2 separate regions of the Homo sapiens genome follow, and region 2 is linked to region 1. Evidence: read pairs that join two places in POLR2A ChIA-PET (ENCODE). Cell type or tissue: MCF 10A. All regions are shown on one strand. Each heading gives the region's core, and the rest is flanking DNA. Links, peaks and the distances in the headings are about the cores only.

Evidence for each region. Peaks named below come from ENCODE experiments on the same cell type or tissue, not always from the same donor. Only the 100,000 strongest peaks of a DNase experiment are listed, where the experiment ranks them.
Region 2: POLR2A ChIA-PET joins it to region 1 with 5 read pairs; 10 of 35 experiments call an interaction of 5 or more read pairs at or near these places.

What each region holds. Positions count from the first base shown.
Region 1 is chr1:207,333,536-207,338,535 of GRCh38, forward strand. It overlaps CD55 (CD55 molecule (Cromer blood group)), which reads left to right. Exons shown (of 10, transcript NM_000574.5): 7 at 3,158-3,283; 8 at 3,794-3,874. Among named protein-coding and RNA genes, the nearest start is that of CD55, 14 kb to the left of the region's middle. RefSeq lists enhancers at 2,167-2,346, 2,357-2,406, 2,457-2,526, 2,917-2,976, 3,017-3,096. In MCF 10A, for the core only: a CTCF peak has its summit at 2,438; a DNase peak (open chromatin) is centred at 2,266.
Region 2 is chr1:207,223,646-207,240,166 of GRCh38, forward strand. All of the region lies in intron 1 of LOC107985251 (a long non-coding RNA gene), which reads right to left. LINC02942 (long intergenic non-protein coding RNA 2942) reads left to right here and starts at 16,467. Exons shown (of 4, transcript NR_186170.1): 1 at 16,467-16,521. It also overlaps the pseudogene C4BPAP2. In MCF 10A, for the core only: no CTCF peak of the experiment used is centred there; a DNase peak (open chromatin) is centred at 9,246.

The DNA.
Region 1 (5,000 bases), core at 1-5,000:
ACTGTTAGATATGGAAGGAAGCAAGAAAATGTGACCAAATCAAGAGAAAACAAAACCAAATAAAGAATATCCAGATAATTGAGTTAGCAAATGAGAACCTTAAAATAACTGATTAACAAGTTTAAGATGATAAAAGAAAAGAGAACTTCAGTTGGAATCTGCAAAAATGGTGTAAAATGAATATTCTACAACTGGAAAATATCTGAAATTAAGAACACAATAGATAGGTTTAGCTATTCAGGCAGAGCAGGAAACAGTATTAGGAACTGAAAGATCGGTTAAAAATACCCAAACTGATGCACAAAGAGAAAAAGGAATGTGAAATATAGATAAAAGTTTGAGACATTTGAGACATGTTAAACTGTGCTAACACATTAGGAAAAAGAGAAAGTGAGACAAAAAGGAAGAGGGGAAGGAGGAGGAGGAGAAGAGAAATAGGAGCAGAAGAAATATTTAAAATGATACTTACTCAGAATTTTCCAAAACTGATAAAGTACATTAGCCAACAGATTCAAGAAGCTCTCTGACTCTAAGCTGAATAAAAATAAAACCACTTTAGCAAAAAATCTAACTCTAAGCTGAACAAAAATAAAACCACTCGTAGCAAAAACAAACAACAAAAACTTCAAAGAAGCAACAGTATAACTGATTACTGCTCAGCAAAAAATGATGCAAACCAAAAGACAATAAGAAGAAATCTTTAAAATACTGTAAGAAAATTACTGTTCACCTAGAATTTTATACCCAGTTAATATATCCTTCAAAACTGAATGCAAAATAGAGATGTATTCAGACAAAAACCAAGAAAACTTTGCACTAGCAGACCAAACATGCACAGAATGAGAAACTAAAGGAAATTCTTCAAGTAGAATGAAAATAATGCCAGGTAAAACATGAAAATACAAAAGGAAATGAACAGTGACAAGGATAAATGAATACTGAGTTTACAAACAGTGAATGTAATGTCCTGTGGGGTCTGAATTATACATAGAATACAAATGCACAATAACAATGCGAAAGGCAGAAAGAGGTAAATTCATTTAAAGGTTACACAGTTCTAGCAGTACTGAAAAGGTGGTAAAAGTGATAGTTTGCATAATTGACTTATAGTCTAATAAATATTGTGATCTCTAGGGTTGCTACAAATGAATGACAGAAGAATACATAAATCACAAGCTAATAAAAGAATAATAATGGATATTTAATCCAAAAGAGAACGAGAGAGAGAGAAGCAGAAAGGAACACAGAATAGATGGGAGAAATAGAAAACTAATAAGGTTGTTGATATAAACCCAAGTATGTCAGTAATTATGTTAAGTGCAATTTGACCAAGATTGTCAGACTTAAAAAGATTTTAAAAAGAACCTAGTTCTTTACTATTTACAAGAGACACAGTTTAATTACAAGAACACAGAATAGTTGAAAGTAAAGGATGGAAAAATATACCATGCAAATATTAACCCTTCAAAATAAGCTGACACAGTTACATTAATATCAATGTATATTTTAAGATGAAACAGTTCATAATGATAAGGAGGCCAACTCAACAGTAATATATCATAATCTGGAATCTATATGTACTTGATAAAATAGCTTCAATCTATATGTAGCAAAAATGGACAGAAAAAATAGACAAATACACACTCATAGTTAGAAAATTCCACACCTATCTCAATAGCTAATAGGACAAGCAACCAAAAATCAGTGAGACTAAAGATCTGAGCAACAATTAAACATATATACATATGAGACCATTGAATCTATTAGGACCGATGACAGGTATGTTTTTTCAAGTGCGCATGGGCTATTTACCAAAATTGACCCTTTGCTGGGCTCTAAGCTACAATACATTGCAAAAGATTGAAGTTATTCAGAGCATACCTTCTAGCCACAGTGGAATTAAACTAGATGTCAGTAACGAAAAGATAACTAAAAAATTAACTTCTAGGAAATTTAAACTCTAAGGTAGTATATACATTCTCTGGATCAAAACTGAGAACTAACTTGATAGAACAAAGAATAATTTAGAATAGTTTTTATATAGGAGGGTCTTAGAATGAAAAGTTCATAAAAAAACTTTACTTATCTTAATAATGATTATCATTGTTTGAGTGCCTGCTAAATGCTGTTACCTGCTAGGCGTTTTACTCAATTTATCCCTTATAGCAGCCTGTGAGATAGGTTAGGAGGCAGAAAAAAATGACCGATACCATCTGAGTTCCTAGGGCATCCCGTGTGTGATGGGGCTGGCAACAGTCATCCTGGATGATGTAATCTCTTGCTTCAGGGACAGACACTGTGAAATAGCTTACTCAATTATTTCCCTTAATCCTTCCTCAATAATAATTACTCAATCTGTTCTGCTTTTATCCTCATTTTACAGATGAGGAAACTATAGCTTAGAAGGGTTAGGGACTTGCTAGAGCTCACTAATACGTGGTGAAATCAGGCTTCGGCACTACCCAATACTGCCTCAACAGGGGACTTTGTATAAGTGACCCAATGGCAGTTGGGCTCTGAAGACTGAAAAAGTTGCTCTGCTGTTAGATTTATGCTTTTCAGAATATGTTCTTAATGAAAGTTTCACCTGACTTGTTATCTAGTCTGAAATCTAAAGAGGAACTGGTGTATGGAAAGTTGGTAACCAGCACAAGAGAATTAAAAGGAGTTATTTTTACTCAGACTCGAGTATCACTTTAAACAAGACGTGAAACAAAACAAATTCTCAGGCTCATTAAGGTTAAGTGATAGAAAAGGCTGTGACTGTCTCTGTTGGCTTAGTTGTTCTAGAACAACATCCTGTTGTTCTTTAGTATTAGCACAAAAGATAATTTGGGAGACAAAATAGAGATGTGCCACAGAATAAGATCACTAGTGACTCTTTGATTTGTTTATTTCACAAGAAGCAGCTTAAGCACCTCAGTATACTTTGGTATAAGTCTTCTTTAGTTACCCATAGGTATAATTTATATCAAAGCAAACGCAACTTAGAACTTCAGCTCCTTGAGAAATACTCAATAAGAGTTGGTTTCCTGAAAGTCATACCTAGGTGTTTGTGGGGAGAGAGAAAGGATAGCCACAGAGCAAGCAATGGCTAAGAATGTTAATGTGGCCAGCAATATTTAGCTAACTTGTTTCTCAACCTTTTCTTTCACAGGAAAATCTCTAACTTCCAAGGTCCCACCAACAGTTCAGAAACCTACCACAGTAAATGTTCCAACTACAGAAGTCTCACCAACTTCTCAGAAAACCACCACAAAAACCACCACACCAAATGCTCAAGGTACAGAGACTCCATCAGTTCTTCAAAAACACACCACAGAAAATGTTTCAGCTACAAGAACCCCACCAACTCCTCAGAAACCCACCACAGTAAATGTCCCAGCTACAATAGTCACACCAACACCTTAGAAACCCACCACAATAAATGTTCCAGCTACAGGAGTCTCATCAACACCTCAAAGACACACCATAGTAAATGTTTCAGCTACAGGAACCCTACCAACTCTTCAGAAACCCACCAGAGCAAATGATTCAGCCACCAAATCCCCAGCAGCAGCTCAGACATCTTTCATATCAAAAACCCTATCTACAAAGACCCCTTCTGCAGCTCAGAATCCCATGATGACAAATGCTTCTGCTACACAGGCCACACTAACAGCCCAAAAATTCACCACAGCAAAAGTTGCATTTACGCAGAGTCCTTCAGCAGCACGTAAGTCCACTAATGTACATTCCCCAGTGACTAATGGTCTCAAGAGTACACAAAGATTCCCTTCTGCTCATATTACAGCAACACGGAGTACACCTGTTTCCAGGACAACCAAGCATTTTCATGAAACAACCCCAAATAAAGGAAGTGGAACCACTTCAGGTCAGTTGACACTGTTCAGGTTTACTGAGTATGGATCTAATGTGCTATGGTGGAAATATGAACTTGACCAAGATTGCAGGATTAAATGGTCTCTAATTTATTGTAGCCAGGGTTTTTCATACTAATACTTTTTACTTTATTTGGAAGCGGACTTGGATTGTACTAGGGCAAATCTTTAAAAAAAGAAACATTTACAATAATAGAGAAAAAGACTGTGGCCCCATTAAAAAAATGCTAAATTAAGATTGGTAAAAAAAAAAAAATTCTGTTTCCTGTAGTAGTTTTAGGGAGTCAACGAATTATTCAAGACCCCTTCAAAGAACCAAATATGTACTGTCTTTAAGGCTGAGTCCTGGGTCTGGTTCATTGATAGAGATCCATCCCTCAAAGTATGCTAAGGAATCTTCCCGGATTCCCTAGAGTTGCAGATCTGCTAAAGCATCTCAATAGTGTCGTCTAAGTAATTGAAAATACAGAGATCCTTTCAAATAGTTCGTATTATTACAAGGCTCTATAAACGATAGGTTCTCAGTGGCACCAAGTAATTGTGTTTTATCTATAGTTTTACCCATTATGACCGTATTTTCAAAATGATTTTATATATTTCATAATTGTTACCTTGAAGCCTATTTTGCCAGCACCTGGATATTTTTAAGAATTTAAACATTATGGATGTTATCGTTAAAGTTCCCTTAAAACATTTCCCCAGCCCATTTTTCTCCCTCTAAGGCAATTACTGCCCTGAAACTGATGTGCTTACTTCCTGTCTGTTTTCATTCTTATACTCCATGTTTCCATAAGTAGTACATAATAATGTTTCATATTTTTAAAATAATTTACAGAAACTGTGTATGTTTCATTACCTCTTAGCACTCAGCATTGGTTTTGTGGCTTACATTGATTAATTTAGATTTACTATACTAATTTTAATTCTTTATGTGGTTTTTTTACTTCTTTACAATTTTATGACTTCTCTTGGTCTAAAATTTCTAGGTTGAACACGTCCAGTTTTTAATAGGGCAAGGCAAAGAGAAATAAGCATCACTTATAAATTTGTTATAGAACTAACTTTATTGACATATTTCCTTCTGTAAAAAGTATAAGATAATTTAAGACATTTAAACTG
Region 2 (16,521 bases), core at 6,396-11,395, 100 kb before region 1:
CTCTAAGGTTGTGTTTCCTTTTCTGTAGAATAAATATATGATAAACATATATAAAATGCAAGTGGCTAAGAACTCAAAATATCATTCCTATTGAGAGCCATAGGCAACCACAGGCAGGAATGATCACCGCGTGCCAGGATTGCATGTGGAGAAAGGTAGAGAGCATTGTAGTAGGGCAAATGGCAGAAGAAAAGGCACAGAAGTGAGAATGCACATGGCTTAATAGGAGAACACTGAACCGGTGAGAGTGCCTGAGAACAGTGCACACATGAAGGAGTAGTTCTTGGTGAGGATGGAGTCCATGAGAAAGGAGCCAGCAGTTTTAATTTGCTTTTTAGCAAATAAGTTGGAAACAGCTTTAACTTAGATTCAGTCCTTACAGGAACTCTTCCCTTAGTGTGGTGCTTTATCAACATACTCAAAGCTCTAAATTTATTAAATTGCACTAAATCTTGTCTGCAAAACTTTTGGCACTATAGATCATTCCTTTACTGACAGGCTAACTCAACAACTCAACATTGCATCTTTCTTTCTTTCTCTCTCTCTCTCTCTCTCTTTCTTTCTTTTTTTTTTTTGAGGTGGAGCCTTGCTCTGTTGCCCAGGCTGGAGTGCAGTGGCATGATCTTGGCTCACTACAACCTCCACCTCCCAGGTTCAAGCGATTCTCATGCCTCAGTCTCTTGAGTAGCAGGATTATGGGCATGCTCCACCACACTAATTTTTGTATTTTTAGTAGAGACGGGGTTTTGCCATGTTGGTCATGCTGGTCTGGAACTCCTGACCTCAAGTGATCTGCCCACCTCAACTTCCCAAAGTGCTCTTTGCATATTTCTTACTTCCAAATATGCCATTGTTTTGCATTGTTTCAACAAACCTCTCTCCAAAAATTGCAAAATGATAAAACATTCTCTTTGTGGAGGGGGTGGTAGTTGGAAGAGGTGGGGGGACTCAACCGGATTCATTCACTCTTTAACCATTTTCAAAGATAATCAACTCTTTTTTAAAAAGCTTATTAGAATATAATACACATATAGAAAAGTATACAAAGTGAAAATGTACAGCAACATGATTCATCAAAAATCAAACACTTAATGAAAATGTCACCCAGGTAGAGATGTAGGACATTGCCAGCCCCCAGAAGTCCCATGGGGGCCCTCCCATTTACTACTTCATCCTTCTTCAAATGTAACCATCATCCTGATTTGCAGAGTAATCATTTCTTTATTTTATTTATACTTGTTCTGTAGCTTAGTTTTGCATTTTTAAAAGCTTTAATAATGGAATAGAATTATACATTAATGGTCTGTCTGCTTTTGCTCAATGTATTTGTGAGATTCACCCATTTTTTTGTAAATAGTATCTCATTCATTTTTATTGCTGTCTAGTACTCCATCAGTTGAATGTACCATAATTTACTTATCTGTTCTAGAGTTGATGGATTTTTAGGCTCTTTCATGTTTGGTCACATTACAAATAATGTTGCTGAAAACATTTCTGAGCTTGTCTTTTAGTGCACATGTTTGTGTATTTCTGCCAAGAAAATATCCATGATTGTAATTGCCAGGTTCTAGGACATAACCACAAACTGTTTTTGGAAGTGGCTGTACCAATTTATATTTCCTTAGGTAGTTCATTGGAGTTCCATTGTGTCCTACTCATGAAAACTTTGGTATTATCATAGTTTTCAATTGTAGACATTCTGGTGAGTGTGTAGTGATTTCTCATTGTGGCTTTTATTTGTATTTCCTGATGACCCATGTGATTAAGCACCTATTAATATGTCTGTTGACAATCTGTATAGCCCCTCTATAGGAACATCTATTCAAGTCTCTCAGCTGTTTTTAAATTGCACTGTCTGCTTTTTGAAAATTAATTTGTGGCCTTTCTTTTTATTTAACCTCATGATTACTGAATATGATTCTGTTTTGGAGTAACTCCCTGTGGCTAAATTAATGCTTTTGTACCCAGAAGTTCATGAACAGTGTAAAAGTTTACTGATTTTGTCAAGGAGACGAAATGTACATCAGCAGTACAATAAGTTAATGACCTAGTTCTGCATAACGAGAAGGGTCGCTCACTGAATTGTTCATTAAATGAAACTCTAGCTCATTCTCCTCTACCTTCTCTCTCACCATTCAAGTTTGCAGAATGGTTCCTCCCATTGGCCATGGGTCCTATGAAGATGTGAGATCATTTTTTATTCTCTACTACTCTGGTGCACTGTCACTGTGATGATGGATATGTTCTAATTGGAGAGGCTGAAGTCACCTGCAGAAATTCACATTGGTCAGCTCCAGCCCCTCAATGTAAAGGTTAACTCCAAACTTACTGAGGGCCCTTGCTAAGAAGGTAGAGCCTCTATGAAAGGTCAAACAAGAGTCTCCTCCTAGACAGAGGCAGCACTTAGAAATTTACACTTTACTTATTTATTTAATTTGCATAATTAATATATACACATGGTACAATATTTTAATAGCATGAATGATCACAGTTTATCACTCTTGAACACTACTGTTATCAATGTATCTTTCAGAGGTCATCTGGAAGGCCACTTTTTGCTTGAATAAAAGTTTTGATTTAAATATAACATACTACAACACTGTGTCCAAATCTTAGGTGTACAGGTCAATAAATTATCACAAAGTGAACCCACCATGACAAACTACCACTCAAGTCAAGAAGCATCACCACTACCAGCATCCCAGAAGTGTTCCGTGTGCCCTCTCCTAGTGACTCCCCAACTTTCCTTCCCAATTAGTCTCACCTCTAGCATCACAGATTAGTTTTATCAACTTTTTAGCATTATATTTAGATTGGTGCAAAAGTCACTGCGGTTTTTGCCATTACTTTGAATATAAAGGAAATCATGTATGTATTCTTTTGTGCCTGCCTTCTTTACTCAGTATTATGTTTTTGAAAATCATCTATGTGTTCTTGCATGGGGTGATAGCTTATTCATTTTCATTGTTGTATAATCTTTGGATAAACATAACACATTTTATGTATCTTATAAAAGTTTAGGATTTTCATGTTATAGGCTATTATGAACAATGCTCTTATGAACATTCTTGCACATGACTCTTGATACAAATGTGCAAATATTTATGTTGGGAATAAACTTAAAAGTGGAATTGCTATTTCATAGAGTATGCATCTATTCATCTCTTTTTTTTTTTTTTTTTTTTTTTGAGACAAGTTCTCATTTTGTCACCCAGGCTGAAGTGTAGTGGCATGATTATAGCTCACTGTAACCTCCAACTCCTGGGTTCAAGGGATCTTCCTGCCTCAGCCTCCTGAGTAGCTGGGACTACAGGCATACACCACCATACCTGGCTAATTTTTAAAAAGTGTTTTGTAGAGATAGGGCCTTTCTTTGTTGCCCAGGCTGGTCTTGAACTCCTGGGCTCAAGTGATCCTCCTTTACCTGCCTTGTCCTCCCAAAGTGTGGGATTACAGCTGTGAGCCACCACACCCAGCCATATATTCATCTTTAGTAGATAATGCCAAATTTTGTTCAACGGTGATTGCAACAATTTAAATTTCCACAAGCAGTGTATGAGTGTTCTAATTTTGATAAATAGAAGTTCTAAATTCTAATTTAGTTCTATTTATAATTTTTTTCCTTGATGTTGGCACCTTTCATATCCTGTTTAAGAAATATTTGCCTACAGCAAGGTCACAAAAAATATTTCCTTATGTTATTTTCCAGAGCTTTATTGTTTTAACTTTTCACATTAGTATCTCCAAATCACTTGGAATTCCTGTGTGTTTATGGTGGAAAGTAGTGGTTAAAATTTGTTTTTCTCCAACGGCTGTTCAATTAATCATATAGCACTTATTTAATAAACTATACTTTCCACACAACTCTGCAGTGTGACCTTTGTTATAATTCAAGTGTCTGTATATACAGGGTTCTGTTAGTGGACTTAGAGATACAATTTTTAATTTGAGAGTATCAGTGAGGATTTGGCAAAATTTTAGTGGGCATCTACTTAAGTTTAAATGAGGAATCCTGTGGGTAAATTCCCAACATCTTTGAAGTATTCGATGTCTCCATTAGAAACCATGCATGCTCCCACCTTCTCATAATGAAGTTGACCTGATAGGAGATTTTTGGTCAACCACAAGGATAGGGTCAACCTTTTTTTTTTTTTTTAACTAATCTATTAATAGCAACTCAAGGAGCTAATTCCCCACACTGTCTCCATTTAACACAGCAAGATATTAAGAATATGAGAATAAAAATTATATACTTAGGACCATGAAAAGATCAAGGTTTGGAAATACTGTACTAATTTTGAAAACTCTGACTCTAGGACCGCAGTGACTAGGTTTACATCATAATCATGCCACCCAAAGGCTATGCAATATTAGACAAGTCACACAAACTATCTGTACCTAATTTTTCTCTTTAGCAAAATGGAGGTAATAATGTTTTGCATTAGTACTTACATTGACATATAGTATGTGCAATAACATTATTAGCATTATTATTAATCTTATTGTTATAATCATAAATAAATGGAGGTAAAGAACAACTCTCAGCATCCCATCCAGGTATAATTTATCAATGTTTCATAACTCTCAATATTCTTACTATTATAAGATCTTATTCTGAGAATCATAGGATGATCAAAATTGTGTTTCCATTATAGCTCTGTGTCTGAAACCAGAGACAGAAAATGGAAAGCTGTCTGGGTAAGGATCTGTATGTTGAACTTGAAAATGTCACCATCCAGTGTGACTCTGGCTATAAAGTGGTTGGTCCTCAAAATATCACTTTGGTTGGTCCTCAAAATATCACTTGATCAGAGCACAGAACATGGCAGGCACCCAGAGGTGCCCAGTTGTGAGTGGGTAAGTGGCACACATTTCAGGGCATCCTATCCCATTCTAAAAATGATAGTCTCCTCCAGAGCACTGTCCTAGCCAACACCAGCGAGATCTGACTTTTGGCAAGATTTATTTCGGGCACATCACTTACAGAATTAGCACCGTCACCTTTGAAGCACTTTGGTGTACTTGTTAAGGTAAGCTCAAGAAGGACCACACCCCTAGATAGGAAGGTCTCATAGATCCAGCTGACTTGACCCCCAGCCTCATACTTTCTATAATAAATGCTATGCTTTTGCTTCATTTCAGATGGGCCCATCAGAATTGTCCCTTCTGTCGCCCCTAACGAGGCCCCCTGGGTGTTGTCTGCAGCGTTGTTCCTTCCCTGCTTCACCAGCTACTGATTGCTGCCTGACGGCCGAGGGAGAATACTTTGCTGAGACCCTAGTTTCTTTGGGATTTTATTCATCTGTCCTGAGGAGGGTTTTGACATTCCGGTTTTGTGGTCATCAGTGATACATCCAGAAGAAATCTTACATATTCGGATTTCATTTGGAGAGAAGCCTCTCAAAAACTATCGCTTTATTTCATTTAGGTAATCTCTGAAGGTTGTGAGCAAGTGCTCACGGGTAGAAAGCTCATGCAGTGTCTCCCACACCCAGAGGATTCGAAAATGACCCTGGAGGTGTAAAAGCTGTCTCTGGAGATTAAACGACTGGAACACGTGTGAGACTTGAAGACGAACAATGCCAGTTAGAAACCAGTTAGGAAGGATTTTCCTTCCCTTTCCCCACAAAACAGAGAAGCAGTTATATTTCTCTCTTTAGCAATTCTGTGTTTCTCAAGTACTATTATTTACTGGGGAAAAATATCTGTGTTTAGGAGAATTCACTAATATTCTTAGTGGCACCGATCACATGAAACAATTCATAATTTTTGTCTTAGTTCAGTTTAAGTTCCTGCTTTCCTGGATTTGGTGGACTGGCTGAATAAATAATTACCTATCAAAAATCAAATTATCTTTGTTTTTACTTTGATTTCTGAGTAATGAAAAATTAGGGCTCTCTGTAAGTCATTTTCTGATGTTTCTCAGATTAACTTACTTTTCTACTTTATTGTATATGTTGTCCTCAAAAAACACATACTTGCATCCTTTATCTGAAATATCTTTACCCTACATTTTCATTTCCTACTCTTCCTGACCTGTATCAGATCAAATATGCCATCTTCTTCTGAGTCTCCTCCATTCTGATTACTAGTATTTCTCTAGAGTAACTTCTTGTTTCCACTTTATACTTAAGGGATATTTGGTTTTGTTTGATATCCCTTTCACCCAATAATAACAAGCTTGAAAGTTATTCAAGCCATTCAAGATGGCTTGGCCATCTGCAAGCCAAGGAGAGAGGCTCGGAAGAAAACAAGCATGCTCATACCTTGATCCCAGACTCCCTGCCCCAGAACTGTGAGAATAAGAAAAACCAAAACTCTGTTGTTTAATCCCCCTAGTCTTTGATATTTTGTCATGGCAGCCCTAGAACACTGATATGGACACCAGTAAGAGAGTGAAAGGCAAGCTACAATCTGGAAAGCACTATTTGCAAAGCTCATGTCAAACTAAGGGCTTGTGCCCCCCAAATATAAAGAACTTTTACAAATAAATTTAAAAAGATAATCAACCCACCAAGAGAATGGAAAAAGACCTGAAGAACCTTCACAAAAAATGATATCCAATTGGTTTATAGACATAAGAAAACTTGGTTAACTTCATTAGTCATTAGGTAAATTAAAATCAAACACAAAGTACAATTTCAGAATTCATACTCAGAAGAATAGCTAAAATGATAAAATATCAAGTATTAGTAAAAATGTATTCCAACCGTAACTCTGAAAACCTGCTGGTGAAAGTATAAATTGGTCCAACTGCCTTACAAAATTCTTTGGCAACTAAGCTGAACATATGTCTACTCTATGATCCAGCAATTCTACCCCTAGAGATTACCTCTCAAAAATGCATCCGTATCTATTCACCTATGGACATGTGCTAGAATGTTTATAGCAGCCCTATTTACAATAACCCCAAACTTGAAATGATCAAAATGCTCATGAGTAGTAGAGGATAAATTAATGGTGATACATCATATGACGAAATATACCGCAACAATGAAATGAATGATTATACAGATGAATTTCAAAACAGAAAGTGTTTAGTGAAAGATGCCAGATACAAAAGATGTACATACTGTTTTGTTTCATGTATGTAATGTATAAAAACAGGCAAAAGTAATTCATAGTGTTTAAGTCAAAATAGCAATTTCCCCCGGGATGGGGGTATGAGGAAGGCTTTGGAAGTCCTGGTAATGTTTTGTTTCTTCATCTGGGTGATGTTACATGGGTATGTTCAGTGTGTGAAAAGTCAACTAGCTCTGCATTTGAGACGATGTGCTTTTTTGCATGTAAAATATTCTTCAATAAAAATTAAATTAAAAATTGTAAAGAAGGTGAGTCTTCTTTTTTTTCTTTTTTTTTGAGACAGAGTCTCACTCTGTAGCCCAGACTGGAGTGCGGTGGTGCAATCTCAGCTCACTGCAACCTCTGCCTCCTGGGTTCAAGCGATTCTCCTGCCTCAGCCTCCCAAGTAGCTGGGATTACAGGCACGTGCCACCACACCTGCCTAATTTTTGCATTTTTAGTAGAGACAGGGTTTCACCATGTTGGCCAGGCTGGTCTCAAACTCCTGACCTCAAATGATCTGCCTGCCTCGGCCTCCCAAAGTGCTCGCATTACAGGCGTGAGCCATTGCACCTGACCAAGGGTTTTCTATACCCCACTGATCTCGGGGCGGGGTAATGGCTGGTCTTCCCATTGACGTAGAATATCCTTACCCATAATGCAGTCAGATATAGGAGAAATTGCTATATTCCTCACAACAGGATTCATCTTTTCAGTGCTTATATTGGCCACATTTTTTTTTTGTTTACAACTACACCTGATATCCCCAAGGTTACTCTGTCCCCAGTTAGGTGGAAAATGTGAATAAGTCCCAGAATCTGTAAGTTTCATCTACACTGTTTTGGCTCCCTGCAGGAAAGAATAACCTAGGTGTTAGATTTTGTTGGTTTTTTGTCTATATTATTCCAATACTATTTCTCTGGACCAGATTCTTGGAAGCTAAAGGTATAGTTTTCATGCCCCATTGGTAAGGTCTACTTCTATCATGCCTCTCAAAGTGATATGGTTTGGATTTGTGTCCCCTTTGCCTTCCACCATGACTGAAAGTTTTCTGAGGCTCTCTCAGCAGTGCTTCCTACACAGCCTGTGGACTGTGAGCCAATTAAACCTCTTTTATTTGTAAATTACCCAGCCTCAAGTTTTTTCTTTCTTTTTTTTTTTTTTTTTTTTTTTGTGACAGAGTTTCCCTCTGCTGCCCAGGCTGGAGTGCAGTGGTGCGATCTCGGCTCACGGCAAGCTCTGCCTTCTGGGTTCACACCATTCTCCTGCCTCAGCCTCCCGAGTAGCTGGGACTACAGGCACCTGCCACCACACCTGGCTAATTTTTTTTTTTTTTTTTTTTTTTTTGAGACGGAGTCTCGCTCTGTCGCCCAGGCTGGAGTGCAGTGGCGGGATCTCGGCTCACTGTAAGCTCCGCCTCCCGGGTTCACGCCATTCTCCTGCCTCAGCCTCCCAAGTAGCTGGGACTACAGGCGCCCGCCACTACGCCCGGCTAATTTTTTGTATTTTTAGTAGAGACGGGGTTTCACCACGTTAGCCAGGATGGTCTCAATCTCCTGACCTCATGATCTGCCCACCTCGGCCTCCCAAAGTGCTGGGATTACAGGCATGAGTCACCGCGCCCGGCCGGTCTCAAGTATTTCTTTATAGCAGTGCGAGAACAGACTAATCCACGGGCTTTAGCTATCTCATAGTATCACATCTCTCCCCTTCATTGTCCTGTTTCCTCACAGAGACTTGGCTATAACGGGCATGGGGTCTTGCATGAATCCCAATGTCTATGCAATGATAGTATTTATAGTATTGACAAACGTCAAGAGGAGGCTCTGATGGATGCGGACATCAGATGCTTGGGTAAATCAAAAGATACAGAAATATGGGAGGACATTATCAAGGTCTGGATACAGGCAGAGAGATTAGTCACATTTTCCAGATTAGTTTCCAGGCAAGTTTCCAGCTTTCAAAATCTTCACAGCAGATTCACAGTTGAGATGATTTTATCTGAATGAGTGAGAGCCTCATGAGAACTTTGGAAATGCAAATATTCCCTTCTAAGCATTGCCTTATAAGACTAGAGCAATTCTAGACACGGGCTGCTTTTGATATAGGCTAAGCCAACTCAGCCAGGTCACGTGTACCTCATCGATATATGACTTCAGGTGTAATGACTCAGCTTTCCTGGCTGATATAGCCCACACCCAGTACACTCCTTACCTAACACTGGGTAGTTACTCAAATGTCTCTTGACATCAGACTGATAGCCCATTAAGGCCTACCCTATATTTATTCTCTGTACTTGAGTCATTATGTGTTTCTTAAATTGAACCAATGTCTTCAAGCCGGAAAACCACAGTTTCTTCACATCTTCTCTTTTCCTTATATCTAATCAGTCATTTAATTCATTTCCTTCTTACTTTGAAATGTTTTCGAGAGAATGGAAAAATGTTTGTGTTAGAATTATGGGATAATTTCTACAATATAGGTCTATTTTTAAAATTTCATTTACCCCAGTTCCAACTATTATTTGACCCAAAATGGATCTTCATCCAGTCCTTTGACTCTTGTACTTCCATTATTCTTCACGTCTCGTTTTACCAAGAAGGGTTAGAAATCTTTCAAACAAGCATGTTCAAGAATGATTTTTAAACAGGAGGTTGAGAGCCTATGCAAAGAAATGACTATAGAAATCAGTGACATAATCTAAATATATCCCCAATTCTGTCATTTCTAATCACATTTACACTATCACCCTGGCCTAAAACACCATCACTTCTGGACTAGATTACTACAATAGGCTTCTGGCTTTAGGCTTCTTCTCTTACCTCCTCATAGCAGTCATGGAGAGCTCAAGTGGTTGTTCCTCTACTCAGAATTCTTGATTAGTTTTTTCTCAAAGACTAATTTTATATATTATTTTCTGACTTCTGTCATTTCTGAAGAGAAGTCAGCAGTTATTCAAAGTATTCCCTGTATGTAAGCACTGTCTTTTTCCTGGATGCTTTTAAGATTTCCTCTTTATTTTTGGTTTTCAGCAGTTTGACTATAATGTGCCTAGGCATGGTTTTCTTCATATTTGTTCAGCTTGAGTTTCACTGAACACCTTGAACCTGTAAATGTACCTCTTTTCTCAAGTTTGAGAAATCTATTTTTTCAGATAATTTTACTACTTCATTCTCTTTTTCCTATTATGGAACTCCAATGACATGTTTATTTGGTTATCTGATATTGTCTTATAAGTCCTGAGGCTCTGTTTTTTATATAAATGTTTTATCTTTCTCTACTTCAGACTGGACAATTTCTGTTGATTTATCCTTAAGTTCATTGGCTCTTTCCTTTCATTTCCATTCAACTGCCAAGTTCCTCCAGTGACATTCTTATTTCAGAGGGTACGTTTTAGTTGTAGAATGTTTTGATGCCTTTTTTTTTTTTTTTTTTTTTTGAGATAGAGTCTCGCTCTGTAGCCCAGGCTGGAATACAGTGGCGCGATCTCGGCTTACTGCAACCTCCGCCTCCCAGGTTCAAGTGATTCTCCTGCCTCAGCCTTCAGAGTAGCTGGGACTACAGGTGCATGCCACCATGCCTGGCTAATTTTTTGTATTTTTAGTAGACACGGGGTTTCACCATGTTAGCCAGGATGGTCTCTATCTCCTGACCTCGTGATCCACCTGCCTCGGCCTCTCAAAGTGCTGGGATTACAGGCTGTGCCTGGCCAATGCTTTTTAATATTTTATTTTCTACTGAGATTTCTTATCTACCTATTCATTACCAAGCATATATACCTTTACATCACTGAGCATATTTATAATGGCTGTTTTAAAAAACTTGCCTGCTAATTCCAACATTTGTATCATCTTAAAGACAGTCACCATTGACTTTCCTTTCCCTTAACTGGAGTTCAGATTTTCTAGTTTCTTCATATGTCCAGTAATTTTGAATTGTATCCTGGACATTATAAATGGATTCTATTATATTCTCCCCAAAAAGAAAGTTATTTTTGTTTGTACTATTTTTTGTTTTTCATTTAAACAGACAACTAACTTACTTGCATCCAACCTGAAAACTCTCTCTCTCTGGAGCAGCCCAAATCTCAGTTTACTTCTTTTATCCTTAGCTGCTCTGTTTTTAGTCTGTCCTGCTCATGGGTGATTCAGAGATCAGCCAGAGATTTGGGCAGAGTTTATACACAGGATGGGCTCTTCTCTTTGGTTCTTTAATTTTTATGACTCCCATAATTTTCTAGTGGCTGTTGCTGCCCAAAGCTCTGTTTTTTTCAAACCAGGAAGACTTGGTTTTGTCTCAGAGTTTTAGCCATGCCACATCATGTCAACTTTGATATTCTCTCAGGCTAAAAGGCATAACAAATGGGAAGTTTGATCTATGGTGTCCCCTTCTTCTAAGACTTATTGCTCCTTTAGAATGTATCTGCTTTTGTTCACTTTCTGGTTCCCTAAGGTAGGATTTTTGTTGTTTTCTTCCGTATTTTATTCAGAGTTTAGAATTGCTATCTGTGGGAGGGTGGGACCAGTAGACACTTACACAGCTATACTGAAAATTGAAGTCTTCATCCTCTTACCCATATTCAGTCTTTTGAGCTTGCAGAACATGATGTTCCCTCTTCAGACAAAACTTTTCTCCTTGGTATTTTCATGGCTCACTCCCTCACTCAATTCAGGCCTTTACTCGAATGTAACTTATTCAGAGAAGCCTTCCTTGACCATATCATCTAACGTGTGCTGCCCATCCCACCTCACACCTTACCACCCAGCACATTACTCTGTGTTATTTTTCGTCATGCTACTTCTTTCTCTGACCTTGTATATATTTATTTATCTGGTTTATATTTATTTTTCTCACTAGACTATAAGCTCCTTGAGTATGGCATTTTTTGTCTGCTTTGGGTAGTGTGGCATTCCCAGCACCTAGAATATTGCTTGGCTCATCGTAGGGGCTCAAGAGATATTTGTTCAATGATTAGTTCATATTAGACGCTTAAAAATACATCTACACACAAACATGTACAACCAATTTTTTATGAAGGTGCAAATGTAAATCAAAGGAGAAAGGATAGCATTTTTGAGAACAACTGAACATCTACAGGCAAATAAATAAATAAATCTTGATGTAAACCTCATACCTTATATAAAAATTAACTCAAAATAAATCCTGGACTTAAATTTGAAACATAAAACTAGAAAAAGAAAAAAAACACATGAGAAAAATCTATGAGATCTAAGATTTAAGTGTAAAGTATAAAACTATAGCACTTACAAAATCTTGGGAAATAGCATAGGGGTAGGCAAAGATTGTTTAGATTTGACACCGAAAGCGCACTCCATTAAATGGAAAAATTGATAAATTGGATCTCGTTAAAAGTACTCCAGGGTGGGGTGTGGTGGCTCACACCTGTAATCCCAGCACTTTGGGAGGCCAAGGTGGGTGGATCACGAGGTCAGGAGTTCAAGACCAGCCTGGCCAAGATGGTGAAATCTCCAGTCTCTACTAAAAATACAAAAATTAGCTGGGTGTGGTGGCACATGCCTGTAATCCCAGCTACTCGGGAGGCTGAGGCAGAGAATTGCTTAAAACCCACGAGGCGAAGGTTGCAGTGACCTGAGATCACGCCACTGCACTCCAGCCTCAGGGACAGAGCAAGACTCCCTCTCAAAAAAAAAAAAAAAAGTACTCTGGTACACCCATACCCCATACTATGGAGTACTATTTGGCAGTAAAAAAGAAAAAAAATGGATGATTGACACATATAAAATCTTAAATGAATGTCATAGGAATTATGCTGAATAAAAAACATATAATCCAGAAAGTTTATATACTCTAAGTTTACACACTGTATAATTCCATTTATATAACATTGTTGAAAATGACAAAATTTTAGATATCAAAACCAGATTAGTGGCTGTCAGAATTAGAGGTGAGGGGGATGGGCATGAGGGAGGTGAGTGCGTTATAAAAAGGCAACATGGGTAATCCTTGTGTTGATGGAATTCTTCTGTATCTTGACTGTGATGGTGGATACACCAATCAACATATGTGATAAAACTGTGTAGAACTGAATGCACATGCAAACAAACAAGAATACAAATAAAGTGAGAAATTTGAATAATATCAGTGGATTATATCAATGTTAATATTTGTTTATTATTTCATAGCTCTTAATTATTTCCTTTTGTGATGACTTGGGGGGAAGGAAATAGTATCTCTGCTTTCTAGATATTAACCCCATTTCTTATCTTCTTTGTCTCTACCTAATTACCTAGTTTTCTGTGACAGTTATTTACATTATTTTAAAAGTACTAGATTTTAAATTAATGAGATTGAAGCCATAATAAAAAGTCTTCCAGTAAAGAAAAGCCAAGGACCTAATGGCTTCACTGCTGAAATCTACCAACATTTAAAGAAATGTTAATACCACTCATACTCAAATTATTCCAAAAAGTAGAGGACAGAATACTTCTAAATTCATTCTAGGAGGCCAATATTACCTTGATACCAAACCCTGAAAGAGACACGTCAAAAAAAGAAAAAAAAGAAAAAAGAAAGAAAAAAGAAAACTACAGGGCAATAACTCCAATGAATATTGATGCAAAAATCCTGAACGAAATACTAGCAAATTGAATTCAGCAATACATTAAAAAGATCATTCATCATGACCAAGCAGGATTTATTCCAGGGATGAAAGGATGGTTCAACATAATGCAAATCAATCAGTGTGATACATCACATCAACAGAATGAAGGACAAAAACCATATGATCATTTCAATTGTTGCTGAAAAGGCACTTGATAAAATTCAACATCCCTTCATGATAAAAAAAAAAACCTAAAAAAACTAGGTATAGAAGGAAGATACCTCAATATAATAAAAGCCATATATGACAGACCCACAATTAGTATCATATTAAATGGGGAAAAACTAAGAGCCTTCCCTCTAAGATCTGGGACATGACAAGGACTCCCACTTTAACCACTGTAATTCAACATAGTACTGGAAGTCCTAGCTAGAGCAATTAGACAAGAGAAAGACATAAAGGGCATCAAAATTGGAAAGGAAGAGTCAAATTATAATGATTTGCAGATGACGTGATCTTATATTTGGAAAAATCTAAAGCCTCCACCAAAAAACTATTAGAACTGATAAACAAATTCAGTAAAATTGCAGGATACAAAATTCACATACAAGAATCAGTAACATTTCTATATGCCAACAGTAAACAATCAATCTGAAAAAGAAATAAAAAAGTAATTCCATTTACAATAGCCACAAACAAAATTAAATGCCTAGGAATTAACCTAAGAAGTAAAAGATCTTTACAATGAAAATTATAAAAACACTGATAAAAAAATTTGAAGAAGACATCAAAAAATGGAAACATATTCCATGTTCACGGACTAGAAGAATCAATATTTTTAAAAAGTTCATACTATCCAAAGCAATCAACAGATGCAGTGCAATTCCTATCAAAATACCAATGACATTCTTCATAGAAATAGAAAAAAACTATCCTAAAATTTATATGAAACCACAAAAGACCCAGAAGAGCCATGGCTATCCTAAGCAAAAAAAAAAAAAAAAAAAAAAATGGAGAAATCATATTACCTGATTTCAAATTATACTACAGACTGATAGTAACCCAAACAGCATGGTACTGGCATAAAAACAGACACATAGACCAATGGAAGAGAAAAGAGAACCCAGAAACAAATCCACGGACCTACAGTGAACTCATTTTCAACAAAGGTGCCAAGAACATACACTGAGGAAGACAGTTTCGTCAGTAAATGGTGATGGAAAAACTGGATATCCATTTGCAAAAGAATGAAACTAGACCCCTATCTCTCAGCGTATACAAAGATCAAATAGAAATGGATTAAAAACTTAAATCTAAGACCTCAAATTATTTCACTGCAAGGAAACATCAGGGAAAATCTCCAGGACATTGGTCTGGGCAAAAATTTCTTGAGTAATACCCGAAAAGAACAGGCAACCAAAGCAAAAATGGACAAATGGGATCATATTACATTAAAAACCTTCTGCACAGCAAACAAAACAGACAAGCCACAGAATGGGAGAAAATATTTGCAAACTACCGATCTGCCATGGGATTAATAACTAGAATATATAAGGAGCTCAAACAACTCTACAGGAAAAAAATTTCATAATCTGATAAAAAGATGGGCAAAAAGGTTTGAATAGACATTTCTCAAAAGAAGATACAAATGGCAAAGAGGCATATGAAAAGGTACTTAACATTACAGATCATCAGAAAAATGTGAATCAAAACTAAAATGAGCTATCATCGCCAGTTAAAATGGCTTTTATCCAAAAGATAGGCAATAATAAATGCTGGTGAGGATGTAGAGAAAAGGAAACCCTAGTTCACTGTAGGTGGGAATGCAGATTAGCACAACCACCACGGAGAACAGTTTGGAGGCTCCTCTAAAAGTAGAGCTACCATATGATCCAGCAGTCCCGCTGCTGGGTATATACCCCAAAGAAAGGAAATCAGTATATTGAAGAGATATCTGTAATCCCATGTATGTTTTTTTTGCAGTCCTCTTCACAATATCCAAGATTTGGGAAGAACCTAAGTGCCCATCAACAGATGAAAGGATCTATTGAAATGTGGCACATATACACAATGGAGTATTATTCAACTGTAAACAAGAATAAGATCCTGTTATTTGCAACAACATGGATAGAACTGGAGGTCATTATGTTAAGTGAAATGAGCCAGGCACAAAAAGACAAACATCACATGTTCTCACTTCTTTGTGGGATCTAAAAAATCAAAACAATTGAACTCATGGAGATAGAGAGTGTAGAAGGATGATTACCAGAGGCTAGGAAGGGTATCGGGGGTGAGCTGGTGGGGGATGTGGGGATGGTTAATTGGTACAAAAAAATAGAATGAATGAATGAATAAGACCTAGTATTTGATATCACAACAGAGTGACTATAGTCAATAATAATTTAGTTGTACATTTAAAAATAACTAAAAGAGTATAATTGGATTGTCTGTCACAAAAAGGATAAACGCTTGAGGGGATGGACACCCCATTCTCCATGATGTAATTATTACATATTGCATGCCTGTATCAAAACACTTCATGTACCCTATAAATAAATATACCTACTATGTACCCACAAAAATAAATAATTCCAACATTTTTAAAAAAGCAAGAAAGGTAAAAGCACTAGGTTTTAGTGGAAAGCACAGATTTGATTCAGATTCGTGAACCAAATAAGTGGCTAAAACTTTACAGATAAGTGGCTGAACCACTTATTTGGGTACAGACAGGCCTGACAAAATTACTCAGACAATATTTGAGTGGGACATTCCTTGTGGTTTTTCCTGATTTACCTAAGTCACCTAATAAGTCACACTTGGTGCCATTCTGATCTGTTGAAAGAGGGAAGTGTGGTGCCTGAAGCACTGAAAAGCAT